4 separate regions of the Homo sapiens genome follow, and regions 2, 3 and 4 are each linked to region 1. Evidence: chromatin loops called from intact Hi-C (ENCODE). Cell type or tissue: mammary epithelial cell. All regions are shown on one strand.

Evidence for each region. A loop is a pair of places that touch in the nucleus more often than their neighbours do. Peaks named below come from ENCODE experiments on the same cell type or tissue, not always from the same donor. Only the 100,000 strongest peaks of a DNase experiment are listed, where the experiment ranks them.
Region 2: it touches region 1 in a loop (5-fold over the local background); 3 of 110 quality-filtered maps call a loop at or near these places.
Region 3: it touches region 1 in a loop (10-fold over the local background); 7 of 110 quality-filtered maps call a loop at or near these places.
Region 4: it touches region 1 in a loop (5-fold over the local background); 2 of 110 quality-filtered maps call a loop at or near these places.

Annotation. Positions count from the first base shown.
Region 1 is chr6:90,938,592-90,943,591 of GRCh38, reverse strand. All of the region lies in intron 3 of LOC107986623 (a long non-coding RNA gene), which reads right to left. Among named protein-coding and RNA genes, the nearest start is that of MAP3K7, 350 kb to the right of the region's middle. In mammary epithelial cell, a CTCF peak has its summit at 2,543 (motif pointing left); a DNase peak (open chromatin) is centred at 2,551; H3K27ac peaks cover 278 bases.
Region 2 is chr6:91,274,608-91,279,607 of GRCh38, reverse strand. No RefSeq gene overlaps it. Among named protein-coding and RNA genes, the nearest start is that of MIR4643, 240 kb to the left of the region's middle. In mammary epithelial cell, a CTCF peak has its summit at 3,078 (motif pointing left); no DNase peak of the experiment used is centred here.
Region 3 is chr6:92,774,277-92,779,276 of GRCh38, reverse strand. No RefSeq gene overlaps it. Among named protein-coding and RNA genes, the nearest start is that of LINC02531, 53 kb to the right of the region's middle. In mammary epithelial cell, a CTCF peak has its summit at 1,931 (motif pointing right); no DNase peak of the experiment used is centred here.
Region 4 is chr6:90,857,798-90,862,797 of GRCh38, reverse strand. The region is part of intron 2 of LOC107986623 (a long non-coding RNA gene); the gene reads right to left. Among named protein-coding and RNA genes, the nearest start is that of MAP3K7, 270 kb to the right of the region's middle. In mammary epithelial cell, CTCF peaks have their summits at 1,368 and 3,003 (motif pointing left); a DNase peak (open chromatin) is centred at 3,487.

The DNA of each region.
Region 1 (5,000 bases):
AAAGCATCCCCTTCTTGCAGTGAGTGAACAGAATCTCACTCCTCACCATAATAATTGCTCATGTGTTAGGGACCCATTCCTATGTTATTCTCAAATACTACATTTGCTTTGGGAAGAGTTGTTGTTGTTGTTGTTTTTAATTTCACCAAGCCAGCTTAAACTAAAAAATAATAATAAACTAAAATAAACCTCTACTAAGATTTAAATCTTCTTCTACTCTCTGCGTGTTTTTCTTGATAAAAATCATCCTTGAGAAACAATAGTGCTGAAGGGTAGAAAAGCCTCACAAAGAAGACACAGAACAGAGCACAAAGAAGATGATTAAAATCTGTATGGTCCCTAGACATAAAACCTTTTTTTTGAACCAAATCACCTTTATAGAAATTTTTGAATCAGGGAATGTACATTTGCCAGAACAAACAGCTCAGAACATGAATGAACTACATAAATCAGAATATAATCAGTTTTCACTCTGCCTGTTTATTGCTTCTGATGAAATTCTCTTACCAAGTCCTACTGAATTTGCCATTATCTGCTGTACCTGGGAAAAAAAATGATCCCAAAATACCCTAAATAATATTTGAAATGTATTTTAAATCTGGGGTCTATTTGGTTAGTGAGCTATATTACATTTTAAATACGATGCTAGACTATTACGTATTTATTTTCATAGTTTTCTTTACTGATTTGGCACAGTTTAGTTCAAATTGTACTCATAAAACCTAAGACAGACAAATGTTCAGGTCACATTTATTCTGGTCTTTTAAACTGCTCTGTTGTAACTACACAATGAAGCTAAAAGAGACATGGCTTTAGTAGCTGTGAGGATTTCTATTCATTCATGCCAAGTTCCACATTATATTTATCTCCTTGCTATCACTCAAGTACAGGCTCAATTCATTAAAAAATGGTCTTTGTGCTACCCCTATGAATCCATTCTTCTGGCTATATAAAATTAACTCCAAGTTCCCTTTGCATTTGTCTCAAAGTTTTTTGTTTCTTTGCATTCTTTAGTTGTATTTCTTCTATTGCTGAATGAATGGGAAAGAATTTAATTTGTAAATTCTGAGTCTCAGGTCCTCCGGGAGCCTATCTCTGCCTTAGGTTCCTTAGACCAAGGAATTAAAATGTTCCATAAGGTAGATGTTTCTGGACTGTATAAAGGGACCTTTTTTCTCTTAGCCTTAAATTACTGGACTATGAGAGTCAAGTTAATTTTCCTTCAGCTTTTTCTGCTGGGAGTGAAACATTTCAAATTTAAAACCATTTTTCTTTTTGTAAGCCTCAAGTGAATTATAGTTCTATGTGTTCGAGTATGTAAGTCAAAGAAAAGTAAAGTGACAATTGATTGTGTCATCTAGCCAAAAGATAGCAGAGATTTACTCACTCTGGTTGAGATTCAGGGTTAGGTCATGTAATACGATGACCCAACCTATCATAAGAACCAGGACAACTGCCAGTTTCATAAATCAGGACAACCGTGCCTGAGGGAGCGGTACCTACCAGAGTGATATCGCTGCCCCAGCCCCGTCTGGTACAGCTATCTTGCTGAGACAGCACACAGGATCGCCAGTGAAAGGCCTTCCCCATTTCCAATTACTCATTCATGTCAGTAAAGGAGTATGCCACTGTGGGGAAAAGCTACTTTTTTTTAATGGGGTATAATTACATTAAAATATGTGTTAAATTGCTCAAAATGAACTCATTCCTTCCCCCACATACCTATTCCATGTTTGGAGGACCCAGGTCCAGGGTGGCAAGGGGTTTAATCTGGCATTTCCTTTCATGAGCAAGTTATCCTGCAGCAGAGTGGCTCTGTGAGTAGCTATGAGAGAACCATAGTAGAGTGGCTATGTGATTGCCATCATCCAGCCTAAAACCATCAGGAAAATCTGCAGACTCAGAGTCAGGAAACAGAGGACCCAAAAAAAGGGAGTTCTAGGAACTCTTATGTCCTTCTGTGTTTTGAGCTCAAAAGAATTCACTCCCAGGAAGAGTGAGAAAGGCAGCCACCACTTTAGTAAACTCATTCTCCTTCTACTGCTGATTTGTAAACAAGCAGGAAATCATCCATGAAGAGGCTTCTGAGAGAACTGTTCTCAGGCTGTTTGACTTAGGATGAGGAAATGTACTTATAGGGAGGTTTTTCTGAACAAAAATTGCATTCATTTGTATATTTCTGATATCTCAACAGGCAGCCTAAAGTCTCATAAGCACTTCTGAGGTGAGTAGTTTTAGGAATCCAAAAGGATGAATGAGAGAAGTGAGAAACAGGAAGTGGGCATCAGGAGCCTAGGCCTGCCATTAAAGCCTCAATAGATTTATAAATTGCCTAACATATAAGTAGGATGAAAAAAGGAGCTAGAGTTATTTTTGGTTTCTTCTTCCATTTGTGTTATTTCCATGATCAATTACGTATGTTTCATGGATAGAGTTTCATTAATCATACACCGTATTTATTAAAAGCTGAGCAAATATGAAGCCTGAGTGTCGACCTTGGCTAAGATGAGGAAGACTTCTTCAAATTGCAACACAACATCACCATCTAGTGTCCAAAACCTGAAACTTAATTCAGTATCACTGACCTATAAAATCACGTACAGCAGCCTCAGGAAGAAACCATATTCAACAGATAAGGAAACTGAAACCCAAAGAGCTAAAATGATTTGCTCGTGTTCATAGAGCTGCAACTAGCCCAATCCTGGTTGCCCAAACTCAATTCAGTGTGACAAGGGAACATAACAGCTATTAAGCATTCAGATATTCTCAAGACAAAAGAGAAGATTCTCTTTTATAGCAGTCTTCACCTTTAAACAGATCTACCCTCAAGTTAGTGTATTAGAAGATAGCTACAACGGTATCAAATGTGGACAACTAGTTAGGAGGAACTTAATATAGATATAATTAATATAGATATAATTAAACAAACATCCAAGTTTATTTAAACAGAATAAAACAATAAGAACAGACAAAACTATAACAGCATTAGGTAAAGTATTTCCCAAAGGGCTTTAGTTAATAGCCTGTAAGATTCAGTACATCAATATCAAAGGAAATATATACCTTACTCATTTAATATTTTGCTTGGAAGTCAAAAGAAATGTTTTGAGTGTTTGTTTATCATTACCAGCTGTTCTGTCTAAACCCTCAAGAGATAGATTATAAGAGGAACTGAAAACAAGGACTATGGTGAGTCTCCTAATATTAATTGATGACTCTCTTAATATTCTATTATACAGATAAATTCTTCTAAACATCACATTTTAGCCTCTTCTAAGGTTTGTACACATCTATATCATTTATGAACCCATATCTAGCAGGATGTTTCTGTATCACAGACCTCAGGTTACTGTGGACTAGATTGGAGAAAGTGGGAAAGTACTTGGATGCAGTTTACTTTTCCATCTCATTCACAGATCCAGCATCAAGCAGATTAAATGTCAGTCTCTGTCCCTGCTTGCCCCAAAGGCAGGTTTTGTTCTGAGGTCTTCAGCCTCCTTCCTCCCAGCTGCTCCTGGGTTATCAGCAGCTAGTGTTCAGTACATACGGTGGAGACAGCTAATCATGCTAAAAATGCTTATGGCAATCTTCTGCCTTATGCTTGTTGGCTGACCTGTTATCTTTGTGCTTCTTCATGCCTTAGCTGACCAGTTGTGACAAAACCCCCTGCCAACTTGCTTAGCTGGAGTCCTGTCAGGGCCTCCACTGCCCTTCCCGCCCCAATTCCACTCTTGCCTGAGGGTTACAAGTTTTTAATCAAAGCCTTAATGCCAGGATTCTTAAGAAGGGGCAGGGAGCTTATCAGAATCACCTGGGGAGATTTTCCTAATTATAGCCCCCCACACACCTCATCTTTTCCTTACAGAGGGAGTGTTCCGTAACCCTCAGGTACATTGAGGAGGGAAAAAAGAAGTTGAAACCCATTGGCTTCAAGCAATGAGAGTAGTGAGGTTAATCTTCTTTTGATTCAGATGGAAAATATCTCAAAAGAGGGAAATGAAACCTTGTCTCCTAAGGATGAAACTATAATAAAACCTTAATTAATTTGGACCCCATTAATTCAAAACGTGTGATAATTAGAAAAATGGTTAGGTTAAAGTTTACCTTTCCTCTAGCTAGGGGAAAAGTGGCTGAAGATTACTTCCCTGTACCTAGGAAAAGTGAATTTGCTAAGCAAATTAATATTTCCAAAGAGAAAAATGTTTAACTGATTGAGCAAGTAAGTAGTTTTCAGGCAATTTAGGTACATTCAGCAGACAAACAAATGCTATTGTAATTATAAATGATCCCTTTCTAGTAATAGAATAGGCTTGCCCAAGGTTCTTTCCTAGGCAGCATTCTAGAAATAAAGTTATCCATTGGAAGTAATGAAATTAAATTTATTTTTGGACTCTACACAATTCTGACTGATGTTTTCTTCATTTAGAACAAACTTCCATGGTTTTACTGAATCCTACCTACTGATAAACTCAGAAAGCAACCCAAGTATCCCTGGCGCCTTGTTTCAGCCATCAAATGTGTGCAAGTAGTATATGTTCAAGTTCTTATTTCAGCAAAGAGAAATAGTCAACGCTTGGGAAGGAGTAGGAAATCAGGGGCAGGGGGTGAGGGGAGGAAGGCTTCACAATATATACATATAATTGGTTGAAAAATAAACATATGTGTTATCTGGAGTTTCTTTTTCCGTTCCATAGGTTATAAAATGGTCTTACTTGGGGTGAGAGGGGAATCAGAAGCTGTGTGATCAAAACGTCTTGAAAAACAGAAATGATGGTTTAGACAAAGTCAAGTGGGTTGCTTTATGCAGGACTTCTAAGAGCCTTTCCTAAGCAAGTGGGCAATGTCTATTTCTGAGAGAGTGGTGTGATATTTCCCAAAGTTATCTTCAAAGGGAATCCTGTCTTCACTGAGCATCCTGGGAACATTATTCCCAATACTACAAGGCCACTCTGGGAAACACTAAACCAGTTGTGTAGCAATTTATAAATAGCCTCAGAATT
Region 2 (5,000 bases), 340 kb before region 1:
AAAGTTAGCTATTTTCACTTGGAAAAAAATTCTGTTTACCTCCATTTTCTTTAAATGCCATTTGGTCACATGAAAAACACATCTAACTTTCTGGCTATTCTACAAGACGTCTTGGTTTCTTCAAAAGTAGCTACTAATGCATCTTCTGCATTAACACTTATTATGCATTTGGATACCACATCTATGGAAAAAGGTCATCTCCTCAAATTGCTTCATGATTAAATCACACAGAAAAAGAAATTTCCCAGTGATGCCTGAATTTTCAAATCTTTGTGAAATTCCAACCAAAATAATATTCCTTACTGGTGGTGTTGGACAACATCTCTCCCATCATATCTCTATTTATGCTGGATCGAGGTGCGTTTTGAGAATGTATTCAAACAATGTTTACCACCAGGACTTAGATGATTTACAGACTGAGGTGGCCCAAGTGGAGACAAAGTCTGGGGAAGAGTGTGGAGGAGGGGAGATGGCAGCTTCTGTGAAAGTATTCAACATAAGGAAAGCATTTCCTTCTTGGGAGCCACATTCAGTAGCAGGACCAAAGATGGAAGAGAAGAAGGAGAGAGGCGGTTTGCAGCAGCTTGCATCAGTCACAGCTCAACTAGAGAAGCTGAATAAGTAGGATTCAAATGAATTTATACAGACAATGAGCAATTTGGGGGGCCAGCTATTCAAATTCAAAGTCTGTAAGGTGATCAGTCAGGGAAGAAGGATTGCAAGCAGGCCAGAACCCCACAAACACAAGCTGCAGTGTGTTGTCCATAGGCACCAGTCAGGAAGGAAGATCCAGGAGAAAGAGAGAGTAACTGCATGTCCAGCTGCTGTGTTGAGTCCCTGAGCTCAGAGAAGGCTTAAGCCCTCTTTAAAGCCCTAGAATTAAGTAAGTCAGGCCCAACAATGATAGTATCCCTTTTGATTCACCTGAAGTAACTGACATGTGACTATAATCACATTGACAGAATTCCTTCACAGCAGCACCTAGATTAGTGTTTGACTGAGTAACAGGGAGAAGAGAGGTGTGAGTCATAAAATGGTCATCGCCGCTTCCTAAGTTATAGCCCACACTACCTAGAAACATAGTAGATATAGAATTTTAGGGACTGTAGTTCAGTCTAGCCAAGTTAACACAACAAAAGGCCATCACAGAGCTAATACTAAAACTTGTCTAGATTCATCAATGCTGAAAATGTGTATTGGTAATTATATAAATGGAAGAGTTGTGTTACTAAATGCCATAACATTCTGGAACTCAGACAGCTTTGAAATGGAACTCTCTCATGCATTTCCCTCATTGAGCATTATGCAAGAAGGACATTTTTCTTCTAACATTGTAAGAGTAATGGCAAGGGCTATAGCCACTTAGCTCCAGCTCTGTTGCCAATTAACTGGACTCCAGCTCAGGCAGAGTGATGGTAGCAGCAACAGCAACAGAAATGATTTGCCTCTTGGATTTGTTCCTCTGTGCAACTGATGAGATTGGAGGACTCAGCCTCAGTGGCAAGTGATAATGATGGATTCATAAGCATATGTTAGCATCAGTGGAATATCAAAGGTACATAGAAAGTAGACACCATAAAAGGCTGGAGATACTAGAGTCAATGATGTAGGAGACGGAAGCCATTAGAATTGGAGTATTAATGTAAATAGGACTACAATTGTACTCTTCAGCTACCAGCATCTCAGGTACTGATGTGGCGCCTGCATATCGTATTTATATACCAAGTTTCTGTGGACGTTCTAGGGCAGAGGTCACTATGACAGGGTAATACTATGCCAGCACCCATTCTAAGATCTGGAAGTCCAGAGCTGATGGACAGCAGTCAAAATGAGATTGTCAGAATGGGGATGCAACTAGAATTAGAACCTCAGAAGAGGTAGGTAAAGGAAACAAGACCTATGAAAGAAACACAGTCATTACAAAACCAAACTCGGAAGCAAAAAGATAGGAATAGAGAAGGAACTCAACAGCCAATAAACTAGTCTCTGAAGGTGACAGAAACTTTACTACACCTGGTAACACCTCCCTCTTTCCCTCTGACTTTGGCTACAAAGCAAACCTTAGCTTGCCTAATTCACCTGGGTCCTTTGTAGAATTCTAACCACAGCTCTCCATTAACCCCAGGTGTTCCTTATGTAAGGGGAAGTAAGTGTTCTTAGTGGAAATTTTAGAGACAAACAAGGGATAATAGAATAATCCTAATAGGAAATTAACCTTAACTCTAACTGTCATCACTTGAAAAAGGAATACCATTTGGCTAATTTAGTACGTTTGGAAAACTTCTCTCCATAACTTAAAATCAGCATAATGCTAACTTCCTTTCTATGATAGTGAGATGTTATATCATGGTTAATCGTAGATGTAAAACAAGAATAATAGAAACATACAATAAAAAAACAATTTATTGCTACATTATTAAAATGGGAATTAGAAATCTTAGAATTCTTTGCATTTCTTGGTAGGAGAATAGATAGGAGAGATAGAAAACCTAAAATATTTTTTAAATTATTAAAATGGAAGTTAGTAAAATTTCATTCTGAATTAAACAAATTTTTGTCTGTGATATCTATCTACCTATGTAACATGTATTTGTTATTCCTCTGGTACCTCATAGCTAGAGCTGTTAGCAGATTAGGAAAAAAGGGTGCAGCACCTATAATCATGGGGGAGATGAGGACAAAGAAAGTGAGAAGGCAAAATATGAGAAGTCCCATAGAGGAAGTAAGAAAAAGAGGATGAAAGGAGAATAGAAAGGATAGAAGAATTATAACATGGTTGAGGATATTTGCAGAGATCTCCACTGCATGTATGGATTGTTCCAAATGCCTGAAGCAGGAAACAGAGTCTAACAGAGAAGAAAGAGTAAAGAGGGGGAGAGAAATAACATGTAGCATGATTAAGACACCATACAATAAAACTAATATTAGTGAAAAAATAATGGGCTGCTTGCTGACCTCCTCAGACCTTGATTTAATTAGAAAAAAAGCTGAAGGAAGTTTCTTAGGTAGCACTGAATTCAGAAAAGGGGATGGGCTTTAGAGTTAAAATGTACTTCTGAGATCCTTCCCCCTTCTTCCCTCTAGTGGCAAAGATGAACCATCTCACCTCTAATGTCTAGGAAGCCCTTTCCTCTTAGAGTTCACTCCACTAGGTGTTGCCTATTTCCTGAGCTCTCAACCTCCCTCTCTCTACCACATATTCCCCTTCAATAGTCAAAACTTACTCCATCATTTCTGTCCTCCGTGTCCCCACAGCCCCTCCAGCTATTGCCGTATCTGTCTACTCTTTAGAAGGAGATCAGAGTGTTCTTTTGAAAAGTACATCCAGTCATGTTACTCTTTCAAAACCCTTCCAAGGCTTCCCACTGTATTCTCAACATCTTTAACATTTGATCTACAAATTGTTGCCCAGCCCAGCCCTTGCCTAGTCTCAGTCATTCACCATGCTTTAGCCATATCACCTTCTTTAAGCTCCTTGAACACACCCCGTGCCCAGTTCAGCCCTGCCTGCACTTGCTCTTCCCTCTGTCTGAAAGTTTTGCCTAGACCTTTCATAGGCCATTCTTTAACTTAAATGTGACATCCTCAAAGAGGCTCTCCCCTTGACTAGAAAGGAAATTATGTTAAATCACAGTAACCTCTCCTTCTATTATGACACTTTTAAATATATATATTCTGTGTAAAGAGTTGCTGGATGTCTACCTCTCCCACCAGAGTGTAACAACAGATACAGTACATTTTACTTACCTCACTCAGTATCTACATAAATAACTGTACTATTCATCCTAAAAGCAGATCTTGTAAGTACAGGGATAAGTGCTTCCACCCTTTATCGAGGAGTTCTTATGTTGTTAAACTTAGTGATACCTGGAAAATTCATCACTGATATCAAATATTTTCTGTAAAAGGCCAAATAGTAAATATTTGATGCTTTGCAGACCAAAAGGGCCCCGCTGCAACCATTCAGCTCTGCCTGTGGCGTGAAAGTTGTCATAGATGATACACAAATGAATGAGCATGGTTGTGTGCCAACAAAACTTTATTCATGAACACTGCAATTTGAATGTCATATAATTTTCAAATGTCACAAAATATTCCTCTTCTTTGGATTGTCTTTCAAATTTAAAATTATAAAAACTATTCTTATCTTGGGGCCATACAAAGGCAGGCAGAGGGCTGGATTTGGCTTGCGGCCTATCATTGGTTGAATCTGATCTGTTATAACCACTTAGTTTCCCAACCTTTCTCCCATCCTTTCTCCTAATTGCAAAAACAAACCAATAAATTACAATGATAAACACTGCTCCCTGGAGAGGAACCATAATCCAGTTATGGCCCCCTACCCCCATCCCCTGCTTGAATCCTTCCAGTGGATTTCCATTTCTCTTAATGTCAAAACTCCTCAACAGGCCCTAGGAAGCTGATTTGGGTTGGGCCCACACCCCCATCATTGCACTGGCCATATTAGATATCTTTCTCTATTCTCATCCTGCTCATGCTTGCTCAGCTTCCAGGCCTCCTCTGGAGGCCGCCCTCACATTTTCCACCCTGCCCTTCCCCAGCTAGTGATCACTACCTCCTAAGGGGAAACATCCTTGCAGGTGTGATGCTAGTGCCTATTCTATGCCCCCTGACACCTACTTTTACCTCATGAGGCAGACCCAGCAGGTTGCCTACCCAGCGGCCACTGCCTCCTATCTCCTCTTCCCTTTCTTTTACCTGGCAAGGCTCATCTTCCACCAAAAGGGCTAGAAACTCACTTCCCAGCCTTTTACATTACTAGGCTATGGCCATGTGATCCAATTGTGGCCAATGAGATTCACTAAGGAAAAGGTCTCCAATTTGCAGTTTTGTTGATATTTGTTCCTTATCCTTTAGCTTGAAAAATTAAATAGCACATAGCATGTATATAGTGATTTTTAATGTTTAGAGTATTATATATTATGTCATTTGAACTTTAGAATAACCACGTGAAACAAGGAGAAAAGATAAACATTTCC
Region 3 (5,000 bases), 1.8 Mb before region 1:
TATTTTGGGTCACTAAAATAGTTTGTTCAATAGATATTATTAGAACACATGACAAAAAATTATCCCTGTCCTAGCAACTTCATCTGTGCCAAAGAGATTGAGGAATGTTTCAGACTTTATAAATTGTTTTCTAAATTCAACAGAAAGTCAGAAAAAAATCAAAATAAGACTAAAATAATCCCAGATTGTTAAAGTGTTCTATTATTGGTTGAAGGCTTTTACACATGATATTTTGCATGAGCCTTAATTAACATGTTCTGTATATCCTTTCTTTGTCCTGACATGACTCAGTAATTAACATATTTTCTGTGTAATATATTTTGGTTGACCACAATATGGAAGATGTATATTGTGAATTTTCATATTTTGGGTTTCACAATTTGTAATCTCCAAGTTTTCTGAAAAACCATGAAACCTCTGCTCAATCTCTGTAGCTTTGCTTAGTTGCTACTAAATATAAATAAAATAAAAATTAAAATAGCAAATTTATATATTTCTCCTTTTGATTTCATTTTCTAGAAGGCTGGAGCCATTTCCCTTATATTTTCTCTATAGCTCATTGTGGACAATGAATAAATATATGAAGTAAATTATCAATAATTGCATGCAGTTCTATTTCCATCTGTTTTTGTTTGCCTTAGAAGGGTAAGATAAATTTATTGGCCACATTGTTTATTACCTGTTCAACACAAAGAGGAGTTGTAGAATAATTGTTTCTTTTTATTCAGCCTTCCTCATTGAGGGTCTATATCCTTTTTATGGGTGATAAGCTGATAATTTCAAGCTTCTGTTTTTACCTTTTTTTTTTTTTTCACACTCCTTCAATAATTCATTGCGTAAACCAAACTCTGAGCAGTTGAGTTGGGAAAGGTTTATATGTGCATGTCTCTATCATAGATGTTTTCTTTGCTCTAGAATGCACATATTTCCCTATGAGAAATTGAGAGGACAGCTAGCTTTATGTGCTTCTGAAAGCCTGGCATTGTGAGTTTCTTTTGTACATAATAACTGCAGGTGCTTTCTGGCGGAGAAATGATCCTGTGATCTGATAGCCGGTTTTCACATTCTGTGATCATGGCCAGTTCACAGAATACAACAAAGGTGGAAGATTGTTGTCTTCCCCTGGGTTGCCTAAAGTTACAGTGCTGATCTTTTGACCCTTAATTTCAGTAAGTTTGATTGCTCAAGGAACCCCAGTGTGCCTATTTGGAGCTGGTGTGGCATTTTGCTGTGGAATTGATGGTCAATATCCTAACATGCACATAGTTTTTAGAAGGCACATAGAGTCTTTTATGTAATTGTCTGGCATTTTAAATAGTTAAATGCAACCAATGTCTAGGATAAACTACCTTGAGTAGTTTAGTGGAATGTCTTAGGCCTGATGATGTATTTTGACAAACGATTACTGTGATTAGAGTGTCACTGCTTTCCTCCTTATGAAGTAGAACATTGTCCGCCCTGAGACTGCAGAGTCACAAGAGAAATGCAGTCAGTCTTCATTGAAATAAAGCCAGCACATGAATTTGGATTTTTCAAAAATGAAATTATTATAATAAGGGATTTTAAAATAAGTAATGCAACATGGTATTAAAAATGGCTAATCTTGCTTCATTACTAATCTTGTGCCACATTAAAATGAATTGGTTTTACTAAGTATTTTAATTGTTTCCCCTTCTGATTTTCATTTCCTTACTCATCATCAGCATCTCTCATCAGCCAGAGTTTAAAATATTCTCTGTCCTTGTTCATCCCATGGAAACTGATCAGGTATTTAAACTATGAATTAGTTTCTCCATAATAACCACACTTGATTCTACTTGCAAATCATTTAATTTAAGACCATGTTAATTTTTGCCTCACTAAATGCTGCCTCGTTCTCAATTCCTGCTTTGTTTCTCAAAAGGTGACTTAGTTGATGCAGTTAAGTGCCTTTTAACCACTAGAGGGAAACATACCAATCTACTATGAGCAATGCAGTGTTTTCAAATGGTAAATATCCTCCTGAAGCTGTAGGTTCTGCAATTGTTTTCTGTGATCTTTTCCCTCTGAATATTGACAGCATTATAATGAGGAATCAGCAAAGGGTATATATTGATAAAAAATTTAGAGAAGATAGTTTCCTTTTTATTGAATAATTTGGAACCTATTTATTGCTGTAGTAAATTCATTTTCTAAGTGAATAAATATCCCCAGGTCACTAAGGTTATGCTTCTATAATGCAAGAATTCCTTTGCACACTAATTCTGGAAAGGAATGTTCTTTAAATGTTGATGTACTGTATTCACACAAAACATATTGAGTGAATAAGCAAGCATTTACTGAATGTTGCTTCATTATTAGAGAGAAAAATATCTTTCAGACAGATCAGATTCTGTTTGCGTCCTAGATTAGTGATGTAAGAGCATTCTACAGATTGTTCTCAGTATTGCTCTGGCTCAACCATACTTTAATTATTAAGTTTATTATTGTTTGAAACAGGGCCTCCCTCTTTCACCCAGACTGGAGTGCAGTGGTGTGGTCATGGCTCACTGCAGCCTCTACCTCCTGGGCTCAAGGGATCCTCCTGCCTCAGCCTCTTGAGTAGCTGGCAATATAGGCCCAAGCCTGGCTGATTTTTAAATTTTTTTGTAGAGGTAGTCTCGCTGTGTCACCCAGGCTGGTCGGGATCTCCTGGGCTCAAGCAATCCTCCCACCTTAGCCTCACAAAGTGCTTAGATTACAGGTGGGAGCAACCACACCTGGCTAAGTATATTATTTAAAAAACAATTATCTGCCAGCCGGGCATGGTGGCTCAAGTCTGTAATCCCAGGACTTTGGGAGGCCAAGGCAGGCAGATCACTTGAGGTCAGGAGTTCAAGACCAGCCTGACCAACATAATGAAGCCCCTTCTCTACTAAAAATACAAAACTTACCCAAGTGTGGTGGCAGTCACCTGTAATCCCAGCTACTCAGGAGGCTGAGGCAGGAGAATCGCTTGAACCTGGGAGGCGGAGGTTGCAGTGAGCTGAGATTGTGCCACTACAGTTCAGCCTGGGGGACAGGGTTAGATTCCATCTAAAAAAAAAATAAAATTCTATACTTAGTTTATTATTTATACTCAACGATACTTGATATGAACCCAGTTGCAGCAGTTATGCAACACCATCTCTTTTTCTAAGAGCTTTATGGAAATTTGAAACAGGAATTTTATAGAATCAAGCACAGCGTTGAAGGCTAAGGCTCATGATATCAATGCTAGATGAATAGATTTCAGGGAACTGGCTAAAAATACAAAGGTAATTCTGGAGCAATTAATGGCTATAAAAAGTGAAGATACGGCCCGGCGCGGTGGCTCATGCCTGTAATCCCAGCACTTTGGGAGGCCAAGGAGGGCAGATCACGAGGTCAGGAGATCGAGATCATCCTGGCTAACATGATGAAATCCCGTCTCTACTAAAAATACAAAAAATTAGTTGGGCATGGTGGCGGGTGCCTGTAGTTCTAGCTACTTGGGAGGCTGAGGCAGGAGAAGGGCATCAACCCAGGAGGCGGAGGTTGCAGTGAGCCAAGATCACGACACTGCACTCCAGCCTAGGCGACAGAGTGAGACTCCGTCTCAAACAAAAACAAACAAACAACAACAAAAAAAAAAACGTGAAGATACAGAAGCAGGTCACAGCATTTAGGGAAACTCTGGACATGAGGAATATTTGAATATTGTAAGTGGTATTCATAAATACTCTAAAAACAGTGTTTTTAATGCATGTTGCAAATGTTTTGTTTTACTTTTTTAATGTGCAGAAAAAGTACAAGATGCTGAGTACTTGTACTTGATGTTAAGTTTCACTTAACAAAATGGCCTCTAGTTCCATCTACGTTATTGCAAATGGCACAGGTTAATTCTTTTTTATGGCTGAATACTATGCCTCTATGTATCACATTTTCTTGGTCCACTCATGCATTGATGAACACTTAGGTTGATTCCATATCTTGGCTGTTGTGAATAGTGCTGCAATAAACTTGTCAATCATACTTTTTCTTCTCTAAGGGGCACTAGTTAATAGGTATGACTCTTCACCATTTCTTTCTAATCTTTTGTAATTTACTTAAAATCATTTGATCATTTTTTATTAGATTTCGTGTATAATGCAATCCTCATTTCTAGTTTACTCATTGATTTATTTTTTTTCCAGTATGCCAAACCCCTGAAATAACTTTAAGACCAGATATACCTTTTTTAAAAAGATTGGGTTAGAAAAAAAGGGACATTTTCTCTTTCAAAGTTGAAAATCATTTCTTTGAATTTGTAATAATTACCTGTATGAGTAACATTGCAGAAACATCTTTATAATTTTTCCTAGTGCACTGTTACACAGTAGAACTGTATTCAATGATGTCATATTCTGTACTGTCCAATATAGTAGCCACATGTTGTTATTGAGTACTTCAAATGTGACTATGACTGAAGTACTGAATTTTTACTTTTATTTAACTTTAATTAATTCAAAATTTAAATAGCTACATGTGGCTAGTAGCTATTATACAGAAAAACATAGACCTAGGGTCTATGTTTGTTTTAAAAATACTCCATGTATGTTTACAAATGGTATAATTGTTGGATTTAGGATTGCATATATATTCACTAGATCAAGTTTGCTAACAGTGTGATTCAAATCTTCTATAGCCTTATACATTTATGTTTTGCTTAGCCTATCAATTACCTGGTGGATTTGAATTTTAAAATATTCTATGTTGTGATTTTCCTATTTCCTCTTGTAATTATGCCAATTTTTTACTTATACATTTTTCAGTTATGTTATTAATACATCCATATTATGATGTTTATTTATCTATGGATTCAGATTTTATCATTACGTATTAATCTTTGAAATTAATAATTACTTTAAATGCTTTCTAAAAGAATTAAGCATACTTTGGGGGTTCCTTTTTAGATCTATTTTCAAGATTTACTTTCAAACATAATATATTCATTTTTTCTTAGATGTCTCTCTTTTAAAAAC
Region 4 (5,000 bases), 81 kb after region 1:
TTTATTAAGGAATTACTGTGTGCAAACCACACTGGTAGGAACTGGGTTAGGGGTTGGACAAAGGAGGAAACCAGATGGATCGGTCATTGTGTAGCATTCAGGGTCCAGTCAGGAACAGACAAACCACACTGGATATTTCAACAGGGTATTTATTATAGAGAATTGATAATGCGGGTGTTAGAGAACCGAAACGACCTTTTAGAAGGAAGGTTGGGGCAACATAGACTTCATAATTGCAAGACGCGGTGCATTCTTGGGCTGAGGAAACATAGGGAAGGACCTAGAAGCTAGAGGAGGGCCCACTCAGAGCTGGGCTCTAATATCTGAGCAGGGGCTTCTACTTAGCAAAGCTCACAGGACAGGCCTCAAGGAGCTGGGGTCCAGATGCCTGAGAAACATGGATGATGCTGGTGCCTCTGAGGGACACTATGAGGTGGGTTCTGGCATTTGGAGAGAAGCTGCAGGCTGGAACCAACTGCTACTGACTGAGTGATGTGCCATCCTTGGAATATCGTTTTCAGGAACATGAAGCAAACAGGAAGAAACAATTTCCGTCTCCCTCCCACCTCTTCCTTCCAGTTTCTCCACCTGGTGCCCCTGACAGGAAGCAGCCAGCAAACCAGACGTATGGTTTGCATAGTATCAGCCCCAGCTTCATATGCAGAGTGAAAAAGGGCAAATTGAGCAGAGAGTCAATAGCTTAATAACCAGCACGCACGGCTTACGTTTTCAAATCTAGTAAGGAAGATAAAACACATGTGCAAATATAAAAATTAGTAAGCAACCTAACAGGTATAGAAACTGTTGTAAGTGTCCTGTGAAGAACATATGTATTTCCAAGTGGGGAAATCAGGAAAGCGTTATAGAGGGGTGGATTTTCACATCCGCCTTGAAACAGGATAAAGTTTTAATAAAATAGAGAAGATTAAATAAAAAACACTTCAGGCGGAAGATACAGTGTGAGCAAAGATGGAGTGGTCAGAAATCACAGAGAACAACAGATTGGGAAGTAGGCTGGAAAAATATTGGAGAGGGCTTTGAATTCCAGATTAAAGAATGTTCTGAATTTTTATGAATTTTTGAACACTTTGAATACTTGACCTTGACAGATTATTTGAATTCTAGGAGAAAAGATTCCAATGTAGTGCAGAAAGTTGGGACATCTCTTTTTAGAGGAACAAAAACCCACAAGATAAAGCAGATTGTAAATTCCCTCAAAAATCAAGTGACTTTGCAATTCTCTGCACTGGGCAACAATGCCAAGCTCTCTAGGAGTAGCCAGTATATTGAAGAAGTGTCAGACATTTCACGAAACTTACTGTGGTGTTTGGACCATTTGCAGTTCATTTTTGGCATGGTCTATAGGTGGAGACATTTTCCATTTAAATCTCTGCCCAGCTGCTGTGTGCACAATGGTTTAAATGGCACACCAGCTGCGTAATGCAGTCATCTGTCTTTCCTAAACATGAACAAGAATACCATCAGTTCTGTGAATAAATATATTTTTTTCCAGTTAGGGAGGTTAACACATGGAAGATTAACTTCATGCGGTGTGCCATTAACCACATATTCAGGGGTGTGAAATGACAGAATCAACTTGGAGTTGGGGTTCTTCATTGGAATCCATGGTCTTACATAGTGGTGGGCAGGTACACTGGCTTGGAGGATGGGAGGGAAGAGCCCTGACTTTTCATGGTGTTGGCTGATTTTTGTGGTGTAAATACTCCCACCATGGCCAATTTAAGCTTTCAACCTGACGTCACTGACTGAGAACTTGGGAAAAGATATGCAAAATTGGCTTTCCCAAGCCAGTCTGAGCTAACTCCAGCACAGTGCTGGTAGGTGTTAGGTGGAGGAGGAAATGATGAGATGCAGCCAACTGCAAGAAGCCTAGAAATAAGGACTACAATTTAAGCTAAGCGAGAGGAGAGACACAGATTCAGGAACCAGCAGAACTTGAGAGAAGTATTGAAAGCCCTTGAAAAACAGTGATCATAGGGAAGAGAAGATGAAAGAACTGACCAAAGATGACCAGCCATAGTCAGCTGTCTCCCTGGTGATCTAGCTTGGCAAATTGTCTGACCTACTTTATGGAGAATGAGCATTTTATCCCCTCCCATAGCTGACCCTGATATTTTCCATATAGAACTTGGGAAAATAAGTTGTTGTCAGTTAAAACTTCTGAAGCTAAGACACGTGAATTTTATATGAGAAATGGGGCCTATGCGTAGCTTCCATTTTTTTTATTTGAGAGATCAAATGTTTTCCTCATGACTTTGAAAGATGTCCCATTTCTTTGTACTGAATAGGTTAATAGTACAGATAAATTTCTACTGTAGTATTTCTGATGCTTGGCCTGACAGTCCTATGTAGTCAATTGCTAATGGCCTTGTTCACAAGCTTGAGTCTGGTAAAATATTTAATTCAGCCATAAAAATGACTACATTAAAAATTAAATTAATAATGATTAAAATTAAGTATTAACTATTCAATTAAATTTAAAAATAAATCCAGGAACTTTTAATTCTCCTTATGGAGAGAAACAAACAGTGTTAATATGCTTGACAAACAATAAATATTTAACTTCATATTTACACCCTATATGGAGAAGAAAAAAGTTAAAATTTGATATTATGTTATAAAACTGTCTGTGGCTGTGCTTTTACAATGCCCTTGAGTTGAACTAGAATGCTGATGGAGAATGAGCTTGCATTTTCAATCAAAGAGAAAGCATATAAACCAGAGCCAGGAGTAGGTATGCATTTTCATAAACCAGGGCGGTCTAATCATCTAACACAGTTTCTCATGGAAAGCAAAGGATGGGGTGCCAGCAAATTATTAAACTACGTGGCATATTCCCCTCAAACACAGACGTGAGCACACTCACAGAGAAGCAGCAGCTGCAGCTGCAGCAGTGAAGGTAGGGGCTAGTGACCAGCTCCTGCCTTGCAAACAATGCAGCATCCCCGCCTGGCATTTGGAGGATCGCCTTATGCTTATTCTGCCACCTTGTGTGATGCACATATATTACAAGACAAAACATCTTCAGACACTAGTTCTATTAGCCCTTACTTAACACGCTGTTTTACTTCATTTAAAAAAAAAAAAAAAAAAAGAATTGTCCTGCTTCAAGGTTTACCCCTACCAAATCATTGGCGCAGCTGAAAAACTGACTTGACTCCTGAGATAAATATATCTCAGGAGTATTAGCTCATGGTGCAAAGGCACAGACACTGGTCCACAAAAACACACCGGCAAGGATAGGCTCATAAAGATGTGAGCATGCTCGCACTAGGCTCAGATGGCCCTTGGTCTAGGTCACCAACACAGAGATGAGTTGGAGCACAGGGGACCATGGCATTTATTTCCAGTCTCTAAGAAAGTGACCAGTAGGGCAACTGTCCTTGGCATTAGCCCATCTGTCTCATCCACCACTGTTCAAGCCTCGAGGCCAGTTCCCACATGGCTGCGGCTGCACTGTTTTTGCTTTTGCTTAGTAACAGCAGCAGTGATTTGGAACAAGACATTCCAAAGGACTTATCTGACCCCTTTGACTCAACGTAGGAGGATGAACCCAACAGCCAAAAGTCGAGCAGCATTTGGAAGTAACAGACACTGTGAACTGCTGAGCCTACCGAGCAGGGACACAGTTACATCTCCCAGACCACCCACTCCAGACAAATGTGTAGTGATAGCAGGACAACTATCTTTAGACAGAACATAAAGACGTGTCGTTCTGATCTGTTTGGACAAGGGAACCGTACTGTATAAACTCTGGTTTCAAAGTAAATGTCATATTTAATTTTTGGCATTACTGATTCCTGCTAACACTATCTTAAATACTGCCACACTGGAGTAATGGCTATTTAAATCACAATACTTGGAAAATATTATTATTTTTAATAATATTGCTTCCCCTTGTAAGTGCTGTATTTGCTGATAAAATTGCTCTTTTGATTTTTAGAAGTATATCTGAAATCTTATTAGTTGTCAAAGAAAGCTTATAATGACCCTGATGAGGTGTGTTGTAAACATGTGCAGGAAGCCCTTCTTAGGAGGTGGCTGTATCTGTGGAGAGAGGACTGCAGCTCTGGCACCTGTCAGGCCTGGGCTTGAACCTCCACTCTGCCTCTGGAACAAATCTCTCCAAATGATTTCAACTTTCAATGTGTAAATGAGACATAATAATACCTACCTTGGCAGAGTTTCTGTGAGTATTGGCTGTAATAATACATGCAAAATGTCCAACACATCATAAGAGGCACATGATAGGTGGCTACTGCTAAGTTATCAAGGGCATTCAGTCAAGTGTGCTCAGAAAAACAATTGCAGAGAGAAAGGGAGAGACAGACCAGAATTGTCTTACACCTGAGACTAAATAGGATGCCTAAATCTTATACGTACTTTGATATCCCTAAGAAAATAAGGGTTTTCCACCTTTTAATCTTGTGGTTATCATTTATTGACAAGAACTTCACAGGGATGTTATATTATACTATGTTATGTTATATGATTTTATATAGTGCAGTAAAGGTCAATTTGTGAAATTCCTACTCAAAATTTAACAGTATCAGCACTGACAGCATCGTGGTAATTTACTGGATATTTTCATGGTCCTTATTGCCCAAGTTTCCTGTCGCAGAAGAACTGACGTTGCTGGATTTGGAGAGGTTAAGGTTGCTGCCTGACCTGATAAATTCTCTCTTCAGAATCATCCCAGTGAGACCATTAAGAAAAGGTTGTAGAGAGAGGTTTTATTAAACGAAAGCAGCAAGGAACCCTGAACTTTGCATGTGGAGGGAGCATGAGAGCCTCTGCCCGCAGTGAGCATCACCTCCTCCACTTCAGATCACAGGGACCCAAGAACCCCCCAGGACTAGATTCTGTCCCCTCCCTTAGCACTGTGCACCCTCTTGGCTCTCCAATTCAGACCTGCTCCAGACTGGGAGAGGGGCCTTTCTTAGCCTCCTGAGGCATTGGCAGAACTTTCTGCATGTCCT